Linked DNA regions of Mus musculus: regions 2 and 3 are each linked to region 1. A link is a loop called in an ENCODE intact Hi-C map of the cell type or tissue named here. Cell type or tissue: heart. All regions are shown on one strand. Region 1 has its middle 6.2 kb from the start of Cenps. Region 2 holds the start of Kif1b (kinesin family member 1B). Region 3 has its middle 9.4 kb from the start of Rbp7.

Region 1 (8,000 bases):
ACCTGCAATACAAGCCAGCGAAGAGAAGGAAGTGCGGTGGGGGATGGGGAGGGGCGGGTTTTCTGGTTTGTTAATTTTTTTTTTCAGTCTCTTTTTATGTAGGCCAGGCTAACTTAGAACTCTGGTTCACTCTGCCTCTGCTTCCCAAGCGAGCGCTGGGATGACAGGCTGACCACCTGAGATCAGGAAACTATTTTGTTTGTTTGACAGTAGCGTGTGGTCCAGATTGGCCTCAGATTCACAAATGGAGCTGAGGATGGCTTTGAGTTTATTTTTATCTTCCTGCCTGCACTTCCTGAGGTTAGGGTTAGAGATGTACAGCCATACCACATCTACAGTAACTCTTTGCTAGTTAGGAATCTCTAAATTAACTGCTGCCTGCGGGGCAATAGGGCGTGGGGGAAATAAAGGTCGTGGGAGAGATAACTCGAGTCCCACCAAAGCGGTGGGGTTCTGGACGGGCAGACTGCCTGGGGACCCCACGGAACCGTAGCGGGACGGGTGTCGGGCAGTGTTAGGCCACTGGACCCCACTGGGAGGCGGGGGAGGCACAGTCTGGCACCACTGACCACTGGGAGAGTCAGCTCTGGGGTCTCTGGGACTCACGGAGGCCAGAGACAACAGGTTCTCAGTCTCAGACACCCCAGACACCGCTGGATGTCGCGGAAGAGCTGAGAACAAAGTGAGGGTCCTGGGGGGGCAGCTCTGTCAGCCCCAGGACCGAAGGGAGAAGGGGCGGGGGTGGGGGGAGGCTCTGGGTGGTTTCTGGGCAGGCGAGAATCTGGCTCGCTCTAGCTCGGGCGGCTTGGGTTGGCTGGCGGCTGTGGCTAGAGCCCAGGGAGGCCTCCTGGAGGGAGGTTAGAGGCCTTTAGAGTGAAACTGCTCCATTGCTTTAGCCCAGTGGATCCTGATGAGAAGAGGCAGTCCATGGTTTCAAGGTGTTCATTGTAGAAAGGCAGAGAGAGAGAGAAGAGTAGACAAGTAGAGGCCGGCCATGGCCACGGAGAGAGGGGGAAGAGAGAGCAAGAGGGCTAAGGAGAAAGTAAGAGAAGCAAGAAAGGCAAGAGAGAGGAGGGGCCAAGAGGCTCCTTTTATAGTGGACTTGGCTACCTTGCTGTTGCCAGGTAACTGTGAGGGTGGAGTCAAGGCAGCCTACATGACTGATGGCCACAGAATTACGGAGCTGGGTTCTCCTGCCAGGAGCCCATGTCTGGGAACATGGCAAACGGGCCTTCTGTCCCTTGCAGATTAATCTGCGGGGTCTCTGGAGTTTGAACCTAGCTCCAGAAAACAGAACCAGAAAACAGGCCGCCTTTCGCAATCCCACAATTGCGCACTGCCGAAGAAGCCTGTTCGGCCAAGGCCGAGAGCATCGCAGCCTATGGGAATACACATAAATACTTAGGTTTTCCACATGTTTACTTAGTAAAACAACAGAGGTGGGTTTTCCCCAGAGCCTGTGGCCTCCTAGCCTAGGCTTGCTTGCTTGCTTATTTATTTATTTATTTATTTAAATGACAAGGTTTCACTGTGTAACTCCTGGGTTGTCTGGAACACAGTAGACCAGGTTGACCTTGAACTTACAGAGTTCTGGCAGCTTCTGCCTCCCAAGTGCTGGTATGAAAAGGTATGTGTGAGCCTGGGGAATCCAGTGCCCTGTTCTGACCTCCATGGCACAGAGTCAGAGGCAAACAGACAAGGCACACATATATGCAGGCAAAACCCCCATATATATAAAAGAAAATCTTTAACAAGCAAAGTTTGCCGGGCGTGGTGGCGCACGCCTTTAATCCCAGCACCCGGGAGGCAGAGGCAGGAGGATTTCTGAGTTCGAGGCCAGCCTGGTCTACAGAGTGAGTTCCAGGACAGCCAGGGCTACACAGAGAAACCCTGTCTCAAAAACACCCAAAAAAAAAAAAAAAAAAAAAAACCCAAAGTTTAAGATCACCCTGAGCTATATAGCCAGTTTGAGGTGCAGGAGACAACATTGTCTCAAAAAACCAACCAAGCCAAATAAAAACAAAAACAAAAACAGAGAGGGGGGAGGAGAGGGAGGAGAGGGAGAGAGAGAGAGAGAGAGAGAGAGAGAGAGAGAGAGAGAGAGAGAGAGGTGATAACTGGACAATCTCAGACCAGAAGTGCCTGTCAATAGCACACATTCTGCAATCTTCAGAAAATCCCACCGGCCAGCAAGGTAGCAGTGGTAAACCCTTTAATCCCAGCCCTGGGGAAGCAGAGGCAGGTGGATCCCCCAGTTTGGGTCTATCCTGGACCACAGAGTAACCCTGTTTCAGAAAAAGAAGGGAAGAAAGGAAAGAGAAAGAAAATACCACTTGCCAAACACACCTCTCCCAGAGAGGAAACTTGGATATGTGGCTGAGATGGGGAATGTGTGCCTCATCTGGGATTTCCTGAGGTCACATATGTAAGACAGTGTGTGTCAGGCCTAAGTGCTCCACATGTTGAGTGACTGGTTAGTCCTCTTGCTCTCTCTGAACTCAGCGGTCTCATCATCTCAGACTGTCAGATGGGTCAGAAGAGGTTAAGCTGTCCAACCAACATAGCAGGAGCCTGAATCCCGGCAATCTGATGCCAGGGGCCGGACAATGAGACGGCCCTCTCCTTATGTACAAACCAGATATTTGTACATAAATGCCTCTCAGTCGTTTGTCACAAGAAGTGTACACCTACTATGTGCTAGGTGCCATTTCCCCAGTGGTGAGAGAGACAAGCAGGAAATCCTGACTTGCTATTTGTTAATGGAGACTGCTTTTCAAATCCGTACTTTCCAGTTCAGTGTACGGGAAAACCAATTAAAAAAAAAAAAAGAGGTTTAATTGAGCTGATATTTGCGGTTTCCTGTTAATGCAGCTAAAAGGGGCTCAGGAAGTCTTTAGTGTCTTACGTGTGCTAAGGATGCTGGGAAGTGAGCAGAGGTTATGAAGGTGGACATAAGAGCTTGGCTCTTCAGGAGCAAATCTGGCCTCTACCCACTTGCAAGCAGTTTAATCCTGTGAAGAACTCTTTTGTCCCTGTAGCTATTTCTCCTTGTGAAGTGGGCCTCACATAGGCAGATGAGACAGAAAGCCAGCGCCTAGGATCATGAGGGAACAAAGCCAGCACTCTCTGCTAACTACAAATACCGGGCAGCCCCAACTTTGATCACAGTGGAACAATGGTGACACCTAGTGGCCATTCTGGGATCCTGGGCCATCAGTTGGAAAGTGGGCCAGCATCCTGCAATAAGCTGCTTCAGAGTTTTATACTCTCAATTTCCACAGGTCATCACAGTAATGTTCACTAGCCCTGGGAATTGACCGCTTCAACACGAGATAGCATGTAGGGGACACAGAGTGGGACTGGCTGAGAGGTGATAGTCACTGATTTTGTCTTTCTGAGACCATTTTGCTCAGGTAGCCAGAGCTGGCTTTGAGCTCACTATCTCCCTGCCTCAGCCTAAGGTGTTCACCACCATCCTGGCAATGTAGATGATTTTCATAGGGAGACGCTGCTGAGGTAATGGGGAGACTGGAGTGATTAAGCCCTCCGGAGGTGCCGGGTGGTGGTGGTGCACGCCTTTAATCCCAGCACTCGGGAGGCAGAGGCAGGCGAATTTCTGAGTTCGAGGCCAGCCTGGTCTACAGAGTGAGTTCCAGGACAGCCAGAGCTATACAGAGAAACCCTGTCTCGAAAAAACAAAACAAAACAAAACAAAACAAAACAAAAAAACAAAAAAAGAGAAGACCTCCAGAGGCTTAAAACATGGATGATCAAACTTAATGATCTGGGGTCCTGCTGCTGTGGAGAATGGAGTCTAGCTCTAGGTGGAGACAGACCCTTGTCTCCTCTCTTAGGGCTGACACAGTGGGACAGCTCAGGGACCTGCCAGGGGACACTCCTATGGAGGCAAGTTCACCTTAAGGCTTTTCCTGGCCGGGATTCCTGCTCCCTAGCGCCACTCTTACTGCTGCCAGGGTGTCCTGCCCTCTGTCCCCTTCTTGACTCCTCCCTCAGAATTGTTCTCTTCTCTTCTGTCTTCCTCTTTCTGGCGCTGGCAGAGCCTAACTCGGGTGTTTCAGGCTTCCCTGTTCTTTTAGAAAAGCTCTGTCTTTGTAGATGATAAACCAGCCTGCCTCCATCTTGGGCTTAAAAGACATTTTATAGTAAAGGCAACTGAGGTTCATTCCTGTTTACCATTTAATCTGTTTCTCAAGGAGTGCTCTATGCCCCACCTGAAACCTTAACTACAAATGGTTACTGTACTGTACTGCCTGTACCAAGAAATGGCAACCATAGCTTTGCTTTTAAAAGTTATTATAGGCTTTCTGCGCTACCCGGGGACGGGTCTATACGGCGTTGTTCTTGATTCCCATCGTAACTTAAAGGGAAACTTACACAATGTCCGGAGCCCTTGACGTCCTGCAGATGAAGGAGGAGGATGTCCTCAAATTCCTTGCTGCGGGAACCCACTTAGGTGGCACCAACCTTGACTTTCAGATGGAGCAGTACATCTACCAAAGGAAAAGTGACAATATCTACATCATAAACCTGAAGAGGACCTGGGAGAAGCTGTTGCTCGCAGCTCGAGCTAGCTATTGTTGCCATCAAGAACCCTGCTGACGTCAGCGTCATCTCCTCCAGGAACACAGGCCAGCGAGCTGTGCTGAAGTTTGCTGCTGCCACAGGAGCCACTCCGATTGCTGGCCGATTCACACCTGGGACCTTCACTAACCAGATCCAAGCAGCCTTCAGGGAGCCACGGCTTTTAGTGGTGACCGATCCCAGGGCTGACCACCAGCCACTCACAGAGGCCTCTTATGTCAACCTGCCCACCATTGCTCTGTGTAACACAGATTCTCCCCTGCACTACGTGGACATTGCCATTCCATGCAACAACAAGGGAGCTCACTCAGTGGTTCTGATGTGGTGGATGCTGGCCAGGGAAGTACTCCGCATGCGAGGTACTATCTCCCGTGAGCACCCCTGGGAGATCATGCCTGATCTTTACTTCCACAGAGACCCAGAGGAGATTGAGAAGGAGGAGCAGGCTGCTGCTGAGAAGGCTGTGACCAAGGAGGAATTCCAGGGTGAGTGGACAGCACTAGCTCCTGAGTTCACTGCTGCTCAGCCTGAGGTGGCCGACTGGTCTGAGGGTGTGCAGGTTCCCTCTGTGCCCATCCAACAGTTCCCCACGGAAGACTGGAGTGCACAGCCAGCCACTGAGGATTGGTCAGCAGCTCCCACAGCGCAGGCCACTGAGTGGGTTGGAGCCACCACTGAGTGGTCCTGAGCGGCTGTGCAGGTGCCTGAGCAAAGGGAAAAAAGATGGAAGGAAAATAAAGTTGCTAAAAGCTGAAAGAAAAAAAAAGTTATTATAGGGCTGGAGAGATGGCTCAATGGTTAAGAGCAGTGACTACATTTCTAAGAGGTCCTGAGTTCAATTCCCAGCAACTACGTGGTAGCTTACAACCGTTTGTAATGGGATTCGATGCCCTCTTCTGGTGTGTCTGAAAACAGCTACAGTGTAGTCATATAAATGAAATAAATCTTTAAAAAAAAACGCACAGAAAGAAGGGAGGGAGGGAGGAAGGAAGGAAGGAAGAAAGGAAGGAAGAAGAGGTTCTAAGTGGAAGCTTGATTTTTCTGATATCTTTTAACTTTTCTGGCAGGACTCAGGACAGGACCCCCAAGACTTCTCTCCTGCCTTTCTTCTCCCCACCCCCCCTCTTTCTCTCTATCAAACAGCCTCACTATATAGACCACACTGGCCTTAAACTCAGAAAGATCCATTTGCCTCTGCCTACCAAGTGTGGGATTCCACTCCTGACTTTTGTTTGTTTGTTTGTTTGTTTTGTTTTGTTTTGTTTTGTTTTGTTTTGTGTTGAGACAGGGTTTCTCTGTGTAGCCCTGGCTGTCCTGGAACTCACTTTGTAGACCAGGCTGGCCTCGAACTCAGAAATCCGCCTGCCTCTGCCTCCCAAGTGCTGAGATTAAAGGCATGTGACACCACCGCCCGGCTTCTGACTTTGCCTTTTAATTCTTTAATTGGTGGAAAAAATGAACTCCTTCTGCATCCCCAGATGGCCCCACTGTTGCCTTTGTACACGGACACTACCTTTGATCCTGCCCGTGCTCCTGATGTTTATGGCGTCTGTGTGGCAGATGGATGGGCTGTGTGTCATCCTACTCAAACCTGCCTTCAGTAATCTCAGCTGGACCTTGAAGTAGATGACGCTGGGGATCTGAAAGAGTAGATTCTCTCAGCCACGGTTGGGTGTTGAGTGTCTCAATGGTGAAGGTGATGCTAAGGACACAGGGGAGACTGTGTTTGTTTACACTGGGACTAGCACAAAAATTGAGAGCAATTTTCCAAGCATTGACTACTCGAAGCAGCAAAGGATTCCTTGGCTCATAGAACTGAGATTTGAGTAAATGAGGGCCTGAGAGAGTGGGGTTGGGAAGGAGGGAAACAACTGGAGGGAGGGAGGGAGGGAGGGAGGGAGGGAGGGAGGGAAGGGAGGAAGGGAGGGAGGGAGAGAGGGAGAGGTGGAGGGAGGAAGAGCCACATTGGGTTGTTTCCACCCTCACAGGCTGGGGATCAAAGCTGGGGCCTCTGAACACTGCAGCAATGTTGGGAACTAAAAAAGGGGGCCCGGGGAAGAGGGGGAAGGGAAAGAGACCCACACTCCGCCAGTTTTACCTATCCTCTGGTCTGTCAGGCATGGGAGGGCTGCTACTACCTTCTACTCATCCCTAGGTGGACATTCCTCTGTCCCACTCTTCAGGGGGTGGCCAGGGGCAGCCCTACCTGGGCACCCTGAAGCTGCTTTGCTAAAGCCACCAGGGTTATAGGAGAGAGGGAAGAGGTTCCCAATGCGAGAGTGCGCGCAGCCTTGATGAGCAGAGACTGTCTATGGTTTAAGAGCTTTATTATAGAGATGCAGGGAAAGAGAAAGAGAGAAAGAGAGAGAGAGAGAGAGAGAGAGAAGGCTAGAGAGAAAAAGAGTAAGAGGGAGAGAGGCGAGAAGACAAAGAAGGGAGAGAGAGGGTGAGAGTAAGGGGTAAGAGGGAGACAAGTAAGAGTGTAAGAGAGTAAGAGAGAGAGAGAGGTGGGGCTAAACAGCCCTTTTTATGGTCTTTACTGTTGCTAGGTAACTGTGGAGGAGTTAACAGTTCTTCTGTAAATTGACCCACAGCCCAGCTCTGCTCTGTCCTTTACTTTTTTTCTTGGTTTGTTTTGTTTGTTTGTTTGGTTGTTTTGTTTTGTTTTGTTGGTTTTTCGAGACAGGGTTTCTCTGTGTAGCCCTGGCTGTCCTGGAACTCACTCTGTAGACCAGGCTGGCCTCGAACTCAGAAATCTGCCTGCCTCTGCCTCCTGAGTGCTGAGATTAAAGGCGTGCGCCACCAGCTGGCTTCTATATTTTACTTTTTAAAGACTGATTTTGTTGAGGTGCATGAGTGACCCCAGAGAGCACACAAACACTGATCTCAGTCATACAGGGATAGTTTATTGAGTGCATACCTAATATTGATGATCAGGGTTGTAGCTGAGGCTATGGCCCTGGGCATCTTTCTCTGTCCACTTATAAATGGGGGGGGGGCACAAGAACCACAGTGAGTTCATACACAGGTGCAGGAAGTGCTGCCCGACGATCAGCTCTGACTCAAGAAGTTTTAGGCATAACAGTTCATATTGACCTTTAATTTGATGGGTCCTACGTAATTAATTTGTTGTAGTGGTAGAATGTTATCCTGCTCTAAACTCCCCAGCACATGGGCTTCTCAGTACTGCCTAATGTTGTGGATTCTTGAATGAAAGACACACCCACATAGCCTTGTTTTTAATATGTCCTAAGCAGCTCAATGGCTGGGCCACTCCCAAACTTCCACATTGTTAACGCCTCCCCTCCAATACTACTGAATTATCACTTTCTAAAATCCATCATCGCTACCCCAGACCCAATGGGGTAGGAGCCCCTGGGGTTGCTCTCCCCTGGCTC
Region 2 (8,000 bases), 160 kb before region 1:
TCACATTCTGTTGTAGTTGTTGCTTTTTGAGATGTAATCTTATATAGCTTATGTTGTCCTCAAACACAAGGCTGATCTTGAACTCCTGATTTTCCTCAGCCTCCAGAGTGAGTCTGCTCTGTCTCATCCTATCAATTATCCCAGCATCCCTCATTATCATTTATGGGCTAACACTGGCCCACTGACTCCTCATGTTGCTGCTGTCATATGTTATACTCCTACACCCATGTACGTATCCGGTTCTTCTGTTCCAGTTCCAGGTGTGTGTATGCTCGTGAAAACACAACAGAGCTCTAGTCTGTGTGCTGCTATGGAGACGCTAACTAGAGGCAAAGGGCGTTTGTCTCTCACATTCTTTGTACTGTAATTTCAGGGGTAGTCTCATCAGACCATGTTGAATTCACTCTCACAGTAACGTGTGATTTTAGAGAGGTTCTTTTACATAAAATCTGTTAGCAGAGAAACTTAATGACTGTGCTGGGTGACTTCATTTGTCAGAGGATCAAAAGCCTAGGTACGCATAGCAGGCTATGTGGCCTCGTGGTATAGAGCCGTCTTATCTGCCTCTGTTGATGGGTCTGGTTTTGCTACCCTGCTACCTCCACGAAGATTCTTTTTTAGATTGAGATCCATCGAGTGTCCAAACCATCTAGGGGTTAATAAACTCACAGCACTAAGCCTGGGTTTAAGTGGGTGTCTCCCATGACTCGATGGAGCTCTGCTTATTATGCTACCACACTTTCAGGTTCGTCTTGGCCTTCAGGATGCCGCGGCATGAGAGAGCCCCATGCTCAGAGGTAGCCTATTTCCCGGACTCTAGTTTTTTGATATTCTTCCTCATTTTCTGCATTCTGCTTCTTCAAGCAGAAATAGTCTGTTTTTGTTTGTTTAATTGGTTGTTTGGTTTTGTGGAATAGGGTGTCACCGTGTACCCCTGGCTAGCTTACTCCGTATGTAGCACAGGCTGGCTCCCAACTTGTGGCGATCCTCCTGACTCTGTCTCCTGAGTGCTGAGAATTTGGCATGCCCATCATTCCTGGCCCAAGCAGGCTTTTCTTCATAGCTTATTTGCTTAAAAAACTTTATGATGGGACTAGAGAGATGGCTCAGCAGTTAAAAACACTGACTGCTCTTCCAGAGGTTCTGAGTTCAATTCCCAGAAACCACATGGTGGCTCACAACCATCTGTAATGGGATCCGATGACCTCTTCTGGTATGTCCGAAGACAGCTACAGTGTACTCATATACACAAAATAGATAATTCTTTTGAAAAACTTTATGATGTATGAAGATATTAAAATTGTATATATTAATGAGGATGGCATACTGTTTGGACACATAAACACTGAATAATGTTTAAGTTGGGTTTAGCATATTTATATCCTTTAAACATTTTAGAAAGATTTATCTTTTCAATAAAAAACTTGTGTGTGTGTGTGTGTGTGTGTGTGTGTGTGTGTGAGTCTATCTATGTGTTGGCATGTGCACAGGAGTGCAGGTGTCCTTGGAGATGTCAGAGCCCCCTGGAGCTGGAGTTACAGGTGGTTGTGCTTTGCCCAAATGTGGGTACTGGGAGCTCTGGTCCTTTTCATAGCAAGAAGTACACTTCCCTGCAGACCCATCTCTCTAGCGCCTCCTTCTTTATAGCGAGACGGTTGAAGACCTTTCTCCTGGCTTTCTGAAACGTAAGTGTGTCCATGTCAGCAGCTCTTGCTCCTGTGCAAATCCATCAGCGCTTCTCTACCCCTGATGATTCAGCTCCTCTTCCTCTTTCCTTCCTCCTCCTCCTCTTCTTCCTCCTCCTCCATTTCAAGAACGGAAGTCAGGGCTTCCCACATGCTAAACAAGCGCACCCCACTTAGCCACACTTCCATGCCAACTTCTTGCTTTAGGTATTTTATTGATGTCTGTTAAACTTTATTGTTATGGTACAGTGGGGGTGTAAGGTGTGTCTGTGTCAGAAGATGACTGTGTTCATCAGGCACTCTCCATCCACCTGGACACGGGCTCTGGACACCGCACTGGGATCCTCAGCTCATCGGAAGCACTTTACCCACTAAGCCATCTAGGTTTGTTTAAGACAGGGTTTCTCTATGTAGCCCAGGCTGACCTTCCACTCAAATCGTTGCTCCTAATATTTTAAGCAATTCTATTCTGTGTGTGTTTCAGAATAAATGACATCAACTCCTTTTGTGGGAAGGTGGAGTGTACATTCTAAAGAAAATGAGAGCTGGGCTTAGTGGTACGGATCTTTAATCCCAGCAGTCAGGAAGCAGAGGTAGACAGATCTCTCTGTAGGTTTCAAGACAGCCTTGTCTGCTTGGTGAGTTTCAGGAGAGCCTGAGCTACCAAGACCCTCTGTCTTGAACAAACAAGAACAAACAAGTAAATAAACACAATGAGAAGTGTCCAATGAATGTGGAATAGTGGGAGTCTGGAACTTCAGTGGCATGGTGATTGCCCAGAGTCGTTAGTGTAGAAAGTTAATTCTCACGTTTTAGTGTGTAGGCCTTTCTCTACCCAGTAATTCTGTATTAAAGTCAGGGTTGAGAGAAAAAAAAAAATCTTACTTTCAATTTCTGCTAATAAATCCAAACCACATCCTCTAACCTTAAAATGCAGTGTGATTGGCAGGTTGTCATTGTGATATTTTACTAAGCACTGAATTGAGCTGCTTATGAACGTCTGTGGGGCTTTTCATTTGAGCTGAACCTAAATCTGATTTTTAAAAAACATGGCTCATAGAGCTTTTGTGTTCTTATGAGCCCTGGTAACCCCCTCTAGGGGCATCTCTCTCAGGCCGCTCAGTCCATTCACTGGGCGCGATACAAAGCGTTTTGTTCCTGTGCTCACACCAGCACGCCATCTCCCAAGGAGACGCTGAATGCCCACTAAGTCATGCTTTCCCATTACTCATTCCTCCTTTTCTCCCAAGGTGGCGTGTGGGAGGTGTTGTGCTGGGGTTCGACAAGAATAGGCTAGGAAGCTTTCTGCTGGATACACTCATGCCTGAGCGTGGTTCCGTTCCCACCGCGCCGGGCTCGGTGGCTTCACCGTTTGAGCTGTTTTTCTAAACGGACAATGACTCCACACTCGGCCGCTCCCACATAATCCCAGCTCTCCGGATGGCATCTGGACCGTCCAGTCCCGCCCGGTCACTGAGCCACTTTTTGTCCCCTTACGAAGCGGGTCATTCGGCTACACAGGCGCGGCTGCTACCCACTAACACCTTTCCGGGGGTCACCCGGGAGGGAACTCTGGACACCGGCTTCGCCCACCAGGCACGCCCGCACCCGCACCCGCATCGGCTCCCGTACCACCAGGGGGCGCTCGAGTGTCTCCGTCGCTCCGCCGGCACCTCCCGCCCCCTCTTCCAGCCACGCTTTACTATTGGTCATCTGTCTCAAGGTCTTCATCGCGATTGGTCACCTTCCGCGTCGGTCTCGGTTGCTGGGCGGGCCGAGGTGACGCTCGGCGCTCTAGCTCGGGGCGGTGTCCCGCGCCGGCGGCTTCGGGCGGAGTTTGGCGAGCAGCGTCGCGGTGTAGTCAGACGGCAGTGGTCCCGGGAGGCGACAGCTCGGATCCGGGCTTCTCTCTGTTCCTCCGCCGCATCCACAGCCGCGCCCCGGCCTCCCGCCAATCCTCGATGCAGAGCTGGGCGGCCGCGTGATGGGGCTGCGGAGCGGCGCCCTGCGGCTCGCGGCGGCCGCTGCCTGCGCTGAGGTGCGTCGGTGCCCGGCCTCCCGCGCCCCTGCGCGCCTCGGCGTCTTCTGACTCGGCCGGCTCGCCCGTCTGTCCGCAGCGCGGCTGAGGTGAGGAGGCTGAGGTGGGGCGGCCGAGGCGAGGTGGGCGGTGGTGCCGCGGCGCCGGTGTAGGGGGCCGCTCCCGCGGGAGGGACTCCCGGCCGGTGACGGGCCTGGAGGGGGCAAAGCGAGGAAGCGGCGCGGCCGGCCGGGGCTCTGGCTCCGCGGTGAGGAGCCTCGCCCTCCGTGGAGAGACCTGGCCGGCCGGCCGCGAGCGCCGGGCTTTGGTCCAGCGGCCTGCCGGTCCCCTGCAGTGCCCTGCACCAGCCCTCCGCTTCCCCTGGGCTGCCAGGCCCCGCTCTGTCCGCGGGCCAGCAGATCGGTCGCTGTCCCGCCGTATGTGCGCACATTGCAGCTCTGAGGAGCCAGCCGATCTCTCCCCCCTCATCTGCTCTCTCACCCCCTATTGTGGTTGGCATCAGGGTTCCAACCGGGAATGTGGCAATGCCCCTGAGCCCGATGAAGGTAGGAAAGGGCATCCGACAGAGCGGAGGGCGCAAGGGCTGGACGGAGGAAGCGATGCAGAGGGAGGGGGCTTGTTGGATGCTGGCCAGATGGGAGGAAGGCTGGTGTGGGCTCGACGTTCAGCCGACCAGGATCACTCTGGCAGCCATATTGGGAGGATGATCTGACAAATCCTTTAGGAGCCAAGTCCGGTTGCTGGTAGGCACCGAGTGACAGCCCTGGCAGCTTTCAGGGTGACTGGCCGCACCAGAAGCCAAGTTGTGGGGGTTGGGAGGCCACTCAGAGCAAGCTAGTCATTGTTCATGCAACGCAAACCCTCACCGACTGGAAATGCAAAATTGAGCTCCCAAATCACTTTTTCTCTTTGGTGAATTGCTATATGAGCCTTCAGGGTAAACTGGCTTGAAGATTCCATTCTTGTTGGGGTGAAATTCTGTGTTTCTGTCCTTATCATCGCAATCCACCGCTGCTTTGGCCCTCGAAGGCCTGTTGATGTTTAAGGCCACTTTACCATATTGGAGGCTCTTGGCGTATTGCATGGCGTGCATAGATTTGCATAGTATCTCTTCGTGCAGAGATTAGGGAAAGTGGAATAAACTGGTAGCAGAGAAGACTTGCAGCAGTATCTCGGAGGATGCAGGTTGTCATCTTTGTGGAATCTGGAGGTAGCCTAATTTAGATTGTCAACAGATCTCTTGCTTATGTAGCTCTCTCTGGTCCAAGCAGCTGTTCTGCCAACACTAAGCATGCTGCTTTGTGTCATGATGTGCCTGTCTCAACCCAGAGAAAAGTGGTGTTCAGCTTTGAATAACTGTTTAAAAGTGATATTATAGTGGATATTGGACTTAAAGGTTGGCATTTTGTGGATTCGGCTTAGTCATAACCAAATTTTAGCTTGCGTTCTCATTTGAGAAGCGTGGTAGTTGATATTGATTATGAAGTAATTGAAGTTGTTAATGTTCTATTTGAGGAGAGACTTTGAAGATTACTCATCTTGATGTTTTAAAGTAGATTTAGAAATGATCAATAACTGGCTTCAGAGAGAGCCTGTAAATGTGTTTTCCTAGACTTTGATCCTGCACAGGATCTGGAGAGATGGTGTGACTCCTGCCTTCTTTATGCCCTTTAATTTAAACTTCATTTATTATATATATTTGTTTTTGGGAGGGAGTTGGAGCGCTAGCTCGGGTCTTAGACATGTTAGACAAGCTGTCTACTAATGAGCTAGACTCCCACGATCCATGCTCCCTTTTTTAAATGCGTAAGTTCTTTTTTCCCCCTATTTTAATTATCTGTCTACTTAAGAATAACTACAAAAACAAATTCCAATGTTTTTCTATTTCTAAGAAAAATCAGCACACTATTTTTTTTTTTTTTATAATTTTTACCGTTAGGCAATCTCAGTGAACTTTCAACAGACACTAATTTTGTTTTTTTTTTTAATTTGTTTATTTTATGTGTATGAGTGTTTTGCTTGCATGTATATGTATATGCACTGTGTGCTTGTGTGGTGCCCTCCAAGGAGAGATGAGGGTTGGATCCTCTGGACTTGGAGTGACAGGTGATTGTGAGCCACTCTGTGGGTGCTGGGAGCTGAACCAGGGTCCCCCTCAGGAGCAAACAGTGCTCTTAACTGCTAAGCTGTTTCTCAAGACTAAAGTTAGTGGTGTTGGCAGTACATTAATTAATATTAAAAAAATACAGAATGTTTGTTTATGATTCCATATCAAAATAAGGAGTAGCTTTAAGTACATGTAAAGAACTGAGATTAAATATAATTTAAGCTTTTGAAAAAAATTAGTCCTGCTGGGCAGTGGTGGCACACGCCTTTAATCCTAACACTTGGGAGGCAGCGGCAGGCAGATTTCTGAATTTGAGGCCAGCCTGGTCAACAGAGTGAGTTCCAGGATAGCCAGGGCTATACAGAGAAACCCTGTCTCAAACAACAACAACAACAACAACAAATTAGTCCTGATTATAAATCTGAAATGGAGGAAAGATTTCTTGACTCTGCATAGGTCTTTGCTGTTGAATATATTTCTAGAATTTATCCGATTAAATACAGATTTCTTGAGTTTGCATAGGTCTTCACTATTGAATATTTTTCTAGAATTTATCCAATTAAGTACAGTTTCTAAGGCATAGGTCAGACTTTTCCATTTCAAAACCAGATATGAATGCACTTTCTTTTTTTCTACTAAATTAGTGCAGGGAATAAATTATTGCCCAAGAAAAGTCTGTCAACAGTTCCCAAGGCCAAAGCTTTCTAGCCTATTTTTTTTTCTGTTTTGGTCTTGTTCTGTGTACAAAATAAAGGTCAACAATGAACCCTTGCTGCCTTGTTTGTAAACCCCTTCCCAGGCTACTCACTGTAACAAGTCTTTCCCAAGAGTAAGCATATCCCTTCGGTCTTGTAAACTGATGTGATAGAATTCACAGTGCCCTGAAGTTAAAGGTGTATTGTTCCTGTTTCACAGTGTTCTCTTTGGAAGAGGCCTTGTGTGAACAGATAGTGGTAAACGTGTGAACTCCATAAGAGAGTGAATATGTATACTTCTAGAACCTTTATTTTGGTGCAGGGTAGAAGACATTAAACAGATGTGGCTGTGATAAGAAAGCTTGTAGAAGGGGTCTTGGACTGCCCAGAGGTTGTTTTGTTCTGTTTTGTTTTGTTTTTGTGAAGAGCTCAGTGATTGGTTTGTTCTCATAGTGGTTAGAGGTCAATCCAGCCCACAGAGAGACTCAGGTCTTCATCCCAAAATACTGTAAGGCCTACCATTTGTTCTTAGACTCCCTTCGCATTGCAGTTGCATATTCCCTTTACCTCTGATGCACTTAGTGCACTGCTGCTTGTGCTGTGGAAGCGTCTGTGATTTTCTCTTTCTCATGCTGTATAATATTAATGGTCTTATGATTGTTTATGGCTGCATACGAGGTGCAGGTTAAAAGACTAACATCTATGCGTGCGTTGGCAGCACATATACTAAAAGACGAAAACTATTTCTTAGATACAAAACCTTTTTTTGGTTGGCAGGGCTGAGGACTGGACTTGTTAGGCAAGTGCTCTACCCAATCCCCAGCCCCATAAAGCTTTTCCATTTTATTTTACAGTTTAAAATTTTCATGTTTACAACAGAGCTTGACATTGAGTTACATACTTCTGTCATTTTCTCCTTTGGTAACTTGGGCATCTTTTGGCTCAGTTTTCCCTCACATTCAAATTTTATTGTTATCTTTGTGTTGCTAGGCACTGGACCCTGGGCTTTGCATATGCTGAGCTAGGGAATGTGCTCTTGAGCGAGGGCTCTAGCCTCATACAGGTTTTTCACATCATCTCGGCAGATGTCAGTGACTATCTACGTAAACAGTAGCAGCGGCAATAACGAGGAGAAAAGCATTGTGCTCATATTAAGCAGTTTCTATATATCAGGAGGCTCTTCTGTAAGCACATTTATTAACCAAATTCATAGACAGCCATGCCAAGTACATACTGTTATAGCTCTTTCTCATGTGAAGAAACTGAAACCTGCTAAACTTCCCTACCATGACTAGAGCTGGGTTAGTGACCACTGTGCTGAACTTCTTTAAAAACTATCCTTCCCTTAAAATTCCTTCACTTCTCGAGCACTGGCTGGGTTCTTTTCTGGTTACTGTTGTGCCACATCTTCTAACATGTCATTGCCTTCAGATCTCGAATTTGCCTTCTGATCTTAAACCCTGGTAATTTAGAGT
Region 3 (8,000 bases), 300 kb before region 1:
CTGGAGAGATGGCTCAGAGGTTAACAGCACTGGCTGCTTTCCCAGAGGTCCTGAGTTCAATTCCCAGCAACCATGTGGTGGCTCACAAGGATCTATAATAGGATCTATAATAGGATCTATAAGAGGTCCCCTCTTCTGAACTACAGACATACATGCAGGCAGAACGCTGTATACATTATAGATAGATAGATAGATAGATAGATAGATAGATAGATAGATAGATACCTATATCTCTATATCTATCTATCTATCTATCTATCTATCTATCTATCTATCTATCTATCTATCTATCTATCTATAGTATTTGAGACAGGTTCTTACTGTGTAACCCTGGCTCACCTGGAACTCATTATGTAGACCAGGTTAACTTTGAACCCACAGACATTGCCCTGTCTCTGCCTCCTGAATGCAGGGATTAAAGGCCTGGGGCACAACCAATTATTTTAAGGAGTGTTCAAGAGCCGGTTCCGTGTGCAGAGTACACACTGGGAAACAGGATGTAATTCCTGCCTCCAAGGCTAGTGAGAAGGGTTTCAAAAATAGCTTCTGAAGGTGGACAGGTGGTGGCACTGGCCAGGTGTGAGGCTGTAGAGGTGGCCTTGATACCCATGCCAACAGGAAGCACTTTAGCTGGAAGGCCAGGAGGTCTTGTTGTTGTTGTTGTTGTTGTTTTGTTTTGTTTTGTTTTGTTTGAGACAGGGTTTCTCTGTGTAACCTGGCTGTCCTGGAACTCTGTAGACCAGGCTGGCCTCGAACTCAGAAATCCGCCTGCCTCTGCCTCCCGAGTGCTGGGATTAAAGGCGTGTGCCACCACGCCTGGCTGAAAAGGCAAATTTTAAGGGATAAAAGAAGAGGCTTTTCATATGCCGCTTACATACATAGACATACGGGCAGGCAAAATTTCCAAACACATAGATAAAAATCCGGGGGGCTGGTGAGATGGCTCAGTGCACCCGACTGCTCTTCCGAAGGTCCGGAGTTCAAATACCAGCAACCACATGGTGGCTCACAACCATCCCTAATGTGATCTGACTCCCTCTTCTGGAGAGTCTGAAGACAGCTACAGTGTACTTACATATAATAAATAAATATTAAAAAAAAAATCCGGGGCCAGCAAGATTGCAGTGGGTAAAAGCCCCTGCCCTCCTCTGACAGTATGAATTCAGTCCTTATTTGGTGAAGGAGAGAACTGATTCCTCACAAGCTGTTCTCTAATGTCCACATGAGCATTATGGCATGCATATGTGCACGCATGCACGCACGCACACACTGGTCAGACCTGTCCCCAGTGCTTCTTTAAGAGGAAGGTCAGTGGGGGGGGTGGGTATGGGGGACCTTTGGGATAGCATTGAAAATGTAAACGAGGAAAATACCTAATTAAAAAAAAAAGAGGAAGGTCAGACCTTCCTCATTTTTTTCTTTTTAAATATGTATTTTTATTATTAACATTCTTAAGCATTGCCGCTGTTTTGTTTGTTTGTTTGGTTGGTTTTTTTTTTTTTTTTTTTTTTTGGTTTTCAGAGACAGGGTTTCTCTGTCTAGCCCTGGCTGTCCTGGAACTCACTCTGTAGACCAGGCTGGCCTTGAACTCAGAAATCTGCCTGCCTCTGCCTCCCAAGTGCTGGGATCAAAGGCGTGCGCCACCACTGCCCGGCTCTGCTGTTTTAATTAGAACTTTACAACCTTTGTATTCAGACCAACACATACACTGTTGTTGTACCTATGTGCTAATAGATGAACATCAACACTTGAGAACTTCACATGGATCTTTTTTCTCTATAATTTATTTGCTCAATTTATAAAATGCTTTACTATACATTCAACGTATAAAATGATTGGTTACATAATGTCTTTTCTTTTTTTTTTTTTTTTTTTCCATTTTTTATTAGGTATTTAACTCATTTACATTTCCCATAATGTCTTTTCTAAAACATGTCACCACTTGCCTATCTTTCTTCTTTACAACTCTCGCCTTCCCATTCAGATACTGGGATCCTTTTTCTCTTCTCAAATTATTTTTCTTCTGCTTGATTTTATTTGTTTTATTTAGTTTTAAACCATGTAGATTAGTTGTTGCTTTTTAATTAGCACACAGACTAAAGAAATTCAGTATCCCCTTTTCTTTTGTTTTACTTTATTTTTTTATTAGATATTTTCTTTATTTACATTTCAAATGCTATCCCGAAAGTTACCTATACCCTGCCCCTGCCCTGCTCCCCTACCCATTCACTCCTACTTCTTGGCCCTGGTATTCCCCTGTACTGGGGCATATAAAGTTTGCAATACCAAGGGGCCTCTCTTCCCAATGATGGCCAACTAGGCCATCTTCTGCTACATATGCAGCTAGAGACACGAGCTCTGGGGGTACTGGTTAGTTCATATTGTTGTTCCACCTATAGGGTTGCAGACCCCTTCAGCTCCTTGGGTACTTTCTCTAGCTTCTCCTTTCTCTAGCTCCTCCATTGAGGGCCCTGTTGTTCCTTCCTATAGATGACTGTGAGTATCCATTTCTGTATTTGCCAGGCACTGGCATAGCCTCACAAGAGACAGCTATATCAGGTTCCTTTCAACAAAATCTTGCTGGCATATGCAATAGTGTCTGGGTTTGGTGACTGATTATGGAATGGACTCCCGGGGTGGGGTAGTCTCTGGATGGTCTATCCTTTCGTCTTAGCTCCAAACTTTGTCTCTGTAACTCCTTCCATAGGTGTTTTGTTCCCTATTCTAAGGAGGAATGAAGTATCCACACTTTGGTCTTCATTCTTCTTGATTTTCTTGTGTTTTGCAAATTGTATCTGGGGTATTCTAAGTTTCTGGGGTAATATCCACTTATCAGTGAGTGCACAGTAAGGAAGGTCACACTAAGAATGTATGTAGGTTGGGTATCAATTTAACAGGAGCTAGACTAGCCCAAGACAAGCTCTGGGCATGCCTCTGAGGGATTATCTAGATTTAGTTAATTGAGGAGAGGAGACCAGAGGGCCCTTAACTGGGAGACACCATTGCCTGGACTGAACAAAAGGTCCTTAAGTCCCTGCTGGGAGACTCCAGGCTTTGAAGGGCTGTAACCTGGGACTGTGAGTCAGCATGAAGCCTTCCTCCTTTACCTTGCTATCCTCAGGGTATTTTTCCACAACAGTAAAAGGAATCTAGGCCTTAGGGAATCTGCGTGATCAGAGAGGAGGTAGAACTGTTGGTGGGGGAGACTCTTGGAGATGCAGATAAGAAGGTCCAGGTAGAAAGCCCTAGGGCAAGTCCCCTTAACACTTAAGAACTCCGTCTGGAGCAGAAACAACCATTTTAGATGAAGAATCCGCAGTTCAAGATAACTAGAGAGAAAGGCAAGCAGGATGCAAGGTGAGGACTGTGGTAAGATGACCTATTCGGCCTCCAGCAGCTGAAGGAGGAGGAAGCCCACTGGGAGAGAGCAATGTGTTGGAAGCCGGAAGTGAGGCTGCAGCTCCGCGAAGGGGCGGGGCTGCTCAGCCATGGAATAAATAGATCGAGGGATGGCGGGGAGCCAAGCGTGGTTTTCAAGCGTGGGACCACCCAGATGTGGGGACAGCATTCTGAATCCCGGTTGAAATCACAGCATCAGGAGTCTAAACACAATTAACATTCCTTGCCAGGTGGCCAACATAGAAACAGTGTAACCCTTAGGCTTTAAGCCCAATTCATTGATATTTTAACATTTTTTTGTGGAAAAAAAATATATATAACCTTATGTTGGCCACCTTCACAGCAAATGCTAATTGTGCTGCGGCTCTAGAAGATGAGGTTTCAACTAGGGACTCCTTTTATCTCCCACATCAGGATGGTTTTTCTTTCTATCCTGCCTCAGTGGACTCAGTAAAGATTTAGGGGAACATCAGACAAACTAGGATTCAAGAGTCTGAGGCCTAAGCCCCACAGTTTATGCCGGAAATAACCGAACACTTTGAGGAGCCAAAGGAAGGACTTCCGTGGAGGCAATGACGTGACAGCTGCACCAGGCGCGCTGGATGCAACTTCCCTCCCATGGCTCCCGCTGCTTCTCTGCAGGCTGGCGCCAGCTGGCGGGCCTGACGGGGCGCAGACTGGAACGAATGGCCACTTTGAGTTTCAACTCGAAGCGTCCACCAGGGGGAGGCTGCAGGACCTCGCTGTGCAGAGCTGAGAAGGGCTGCCACGTGTCGGATGAGGACTGCGGAGAGCCGCGGGGCGCGGAGGAGGCTCGGTCCTTCCCCAAAGCACAGGCTGAGCTGTCTGTGCAAAGGTGTAATGACACGGAGAAAGGGCGGATTTTAAGGGATAAAAGAAGAGGCTTTTCGCGACGCCGCTTCAGCAAGTTATCTGAACCGAGCCAGCTTTCCTGGGAGGATCAAGAATTCCAGCTCCTCAGCCTGGACTCGAGGGGAGCAGGAGAGCTGTGGAGCCGGAGAACAATGGGAAGTCTGTGGTTAGGGAGGTGACCTGCAGTTCTACACGGGGACACCCGAGAGGAAGCCGAGAAGACGCTTGGTCCTTGGTTTTAATTAATTTTTACTTATTCCTACCCAGTAGGAATAGAGAAAATCTTGCCTTAAAAAAAAAAAACTAAATAAAAGCAAGCAAACAAAAACAATGTTTAAAAATTAGCCTTAGTACACACACACACACATATATATACACACACATACACAAATCCTTTCTGGGATTAAGGGGGGTTGGAGACAAGGTCTCACTTTGTGGCTGTGGCCTGGAACTCAATATGTAGACCAGGCTGACCTCTCCTGTAACTCATAGAGATCCACTGGCCTCTGCCTCCCTACTGCTGGTATTAAATATATGGGCCACCACACCCAGCTTTTTTTTTTTCTCTTTTAGTTGTGGTAAAAATACATATATCAGGGTCAGGGAGATGACACAGCACACAAAGGCACCTGTCACTAAGCCTTGTGTTTGTGATATCTGGAATCCATGTGATAGGAGGAGAGAACAGAGTCCTGTAAAGAGGACCCAAAGGTCATCTCTGATCTCCACACCTGTGTTAACACGTGCACACAAATAATAAATAAATAAGTGCAAATGAAATACACATAGGGTGGCATAAAGCCTTAGAGATGTATTGCCAAAGTGGAAATGTGCTGTCTCCATGGGAGCACACTTGGCTAGCATGCAGAGACCCTGGGTTCAGGTGAGCAGTGAAGACAGCAAAAAAAAAAAAAAAAAAAAAAAACCCACATAAAATCGACCATGTTGGACACTTTGAACAATCCAAATGGGGAACATTAAGAAAATTCATAATGTTGGGTGTAGTGGCGCATGCCTTTAGTCCCAGCACTCGGGAGGCAGAGATAGGTGGATTTCTGTGAGTTTGAGGCCAACCTGGTCTATAGAGAGAGTTCCAGGACAGCCAGGACTACACAGAGAGACACTGTCCCCAAATAAGGAAATAAATAAATAAGAACATTTATACTGCCAGGTATGGAGAGACTTATGTAAAACCCAACATAGTGAGCCAGGAAGTACAGGACTCAAGGTCTATGCAAGGAACTCAAGGTCAGTCTAGGTTACACAAGACCTGTCTCAAGAGTGCACCAAACCAGGGCTGGTGAGATGGCTCAGTGGGTAAGAGCACCAGACTGCTCTTCTGAAGGTCCGGAGTTCAAATCCCAGCAACCACATGGTGGCTCACAATGAGATCTTCTGGAGTGTCTGAAGACAGCTACAGTGTACTTACATATAATAAATAAATCTTTAAGAAAGAGTGCACCAAACCAAAACAAAGGATCTTGTTCCCACTGCTATGCCACCACTACTACCTGAAGAGTGCTCTCTCCCTGGGATTACAGGCATGCACCACCACTACCTGGCCACACCCAGCTTTTATGTGAGTGCTTGGGATTTGAACTCTGGTCCTCATGCTTTCACTGAGGCCTCTCTCTCCAGTCCCAGTATCTGGCTTATTTCGCATACTATTAATATAATATTCTGACAAGTAAGTCAGAATTCCCTCTCTTTTTAAGACTGAATTACATAAAGATTTTGTTTTTATTAATGAGTATATGAATATGTCAGTGTATGCCACATGTATATGCCACATGTGTGCAGGTGTTCAAGAAGACCTCCTGGAGCTGGAGTTACAGGTGGTTGTGGACTGCCTAGCCTAGTGTGAGTGCTTGAAACTGAACCCTGGTCCTCTTGCAAAAGCAGTGCATGCTGTTATTATTGTTGTTGTTGATGCTATTAAGATTTATTTATTTATTTATTTATTTATTTATTTAATGTATGTGACTACATTATTGCTGTCCTCAGACACACCAGAAGAGAGCATTGGATCCCATTACAGATGGTTGTGAGCCATCATGTGATTCCTGGGAATTGAACCCAGGACCTTTGGAAGAGCAGTCAGTGCTTGTAACCACTGAGACATCTCTCTAGCCTTCTTTTATTGTTTTTTAAAGATTTATTATTTTAAATTCTGTGTACTTGGGGATGGTATTTGCATCAGGTACAGTGGCTGGCAGAGGCTGGAGGCACAAGATCCCTCTGGAGTTACAGGCTGTTGTAAGCTGCTGGCCATGTCCTATGGATGAACTAGTGTGTGCTCCTAACTGCAACGCCATCTCTCCTCCAGCTCCTAAGGCTGAATTACTAGTCCTTGTGTTGCTAGACCACATTCAGTCTGTCCTTTCTTCCATTGCTTTCTGGTTCATTGTGTAAATAATGTTGCTATGAGCGAAAGTGTTAGAATGTAGCAACTGCAATCTAGCCCTTGGTTGACTGAAGCAGAAGGATGTCACAGTTCAAAACCAGCCTGGGCTATATAAGTGAGTTTCAGGCCAGCCTGAGCTACATATCAAGTTTCAGGCCAGCCTGGTGGAACACTATATGGCTCAAAGCCAAACAAAATAGTGAAGAAAAAAAAAAAAAACCTCACTGGAATTCCTACCTCAATCCCTTTGGCTGGGAAGTGGAATTCCTAGGTCGTGTGGTAATTCTGTGGAAGAACAGCCAAAATGCTCCACGCTGATGTTACCAGTGGACATTCTCACAGGGAGGCTTTCTTCCCGTCTTGACCAACAACTGTCAGTCTCTGGCTTTTGACAGTACCCATCCCTGTGAGTGAACTTAAAAATAAAAAATAAAAAAGAAGGTGGTAAAGTCTACATAGCATCAAATTGGCCATTTAAGGGCCTAGAAGCAGCTTGGTGGTGAGACACTGGTTTAGCATTTGTGAAGCCCTGGGTTTGGTGCCCAGAACTGAAAAAACAAAGTTAGCCTTTCATTTTTTTTATTTTGTAAAGATTAATTTATGTATATGTGTGGACATGGGGTGGTAGATGTGTGTGTGTGCATGTGTCCACAGAGGCCAGAAATGGTGTCAGGCACTCCTGAGGCTGGATATGACAGCAGCCGTGAGTCCCTTGATGTGGCTGTTGAGAACTGTACCTGGGTCTGCTGAAACAGCAGCAAGCACTCTTAAGTGCTAGGCTATCTCTACAGCCCCCAAAGTGACCTTTTCAACCAAAGAACACAGTTCAGCGCACTAAATACACTTGCAACGTTGTCAACCATAACTGCTGTCTAGCTCAATAACTTCTTTCTTGCATTAAAATTATTACTGGGCATAGTAGCTCACACTTTTAATCCCAGCACTTGGGAGGCAGAGGCAGGTGGATCTCTTTGAGTCTGAGAGCAACCTGGTCTAGATAATGAATTCCAGGGCAGCCAGAGCTTGCTTGCTTGCTAGCTTGCTTGCTTGCTTGCTTGCTTGCTTGCTTCCTTCCTTCCTTCCTTCCTTCCTTCCTTCCTCCCTCCTTCCTTCCCTTCTTCCCTCCCTCCCTCCCCTGCCACCTTTCTTTTTTTCTCTGTGTAGCCCTAGCTGTCCTGAAACTCCCTCTCTAGACCAGGCTAGCCTCAATCCTGCCTCTGCCCTCAGAGTGCTGGGATTAAAGCATTAGAGGTATGGGCCACCATGACTGTTTTTGTTTGTTTTGTTTTGTTTTTGAGACAAAGTTTTACTGTGTAGCTCTAGC

What was found. Hi-C counts contacts between places; a loop is a spot of excess contacts. Peaks named below come from ENCODE experiments on the same cell type or tissue, not always from the same donor. Only the 100,000 strongest peaks of a DNase experiment are listed, where the experiment ranks them.
Region 2: it touches region 1 in a loop (2.5-fold over the local background); 4 of 42 quality-filtered maps call a loop at or near these places.
Region 3: a loop joins it to region 1, with 2.5 times the contacts of the local background. A loop is called at or near these places in 8 of 42 quality-filtered maps.

What each region holds. Positions count from the first base shown.
Region 1 is chr4:149,139,787-149,147,786 of GRCm38, reverse strand. It overlaps the pseudogene Rpsa-ps12. Among named protein-coding and RNA genes, the nearest start is that of Cenps, 6.2 kb to the right of the region's middle. In heart, a CTCF peak has its summit at 3,193 (motif pointing left); a DNase peak (open chromatin) is centred at 3,186; H3K4me3 peaks cover 427 bases; H3K27ac peaks cover 799 bases.
Region 2 is chr4:149,303,241-149,311,240 of GRCm38, reverse strand. Kif1b (kinesin family member 1B) reads left to right here and starts at 3,508. Exons shown (of 49, transcript NM_001290995.1): 1 at 3,508-3,812. In heart, CTCF peaks have their summits at 3,309 (motif pointing right) and 4,612; DNase peaks (open chromatin) are centred at 3,440 and 4,460; H3K4me3 peaks cover 3,001 bases; H3K27ac peaks cover 2,559 bases.
Region 3 is chr4:149,441,571-149,449,570 of GRCm38, reverse strand. No RefSeq gene overlaps it. Among named protein-coding and RNA genes, the nearest start is that of Rbp7, 9.4 kb to the left of the region's middle. In heart, a CTCF peak has its summit at 4,117 (motif pointing right); DNase peaks (open chromatin) are centred at 3,470, 4,080 and 6,966; H3K4me3 peaks cover 1,533 bases; H3K27ac peaks cover 2,477 bases.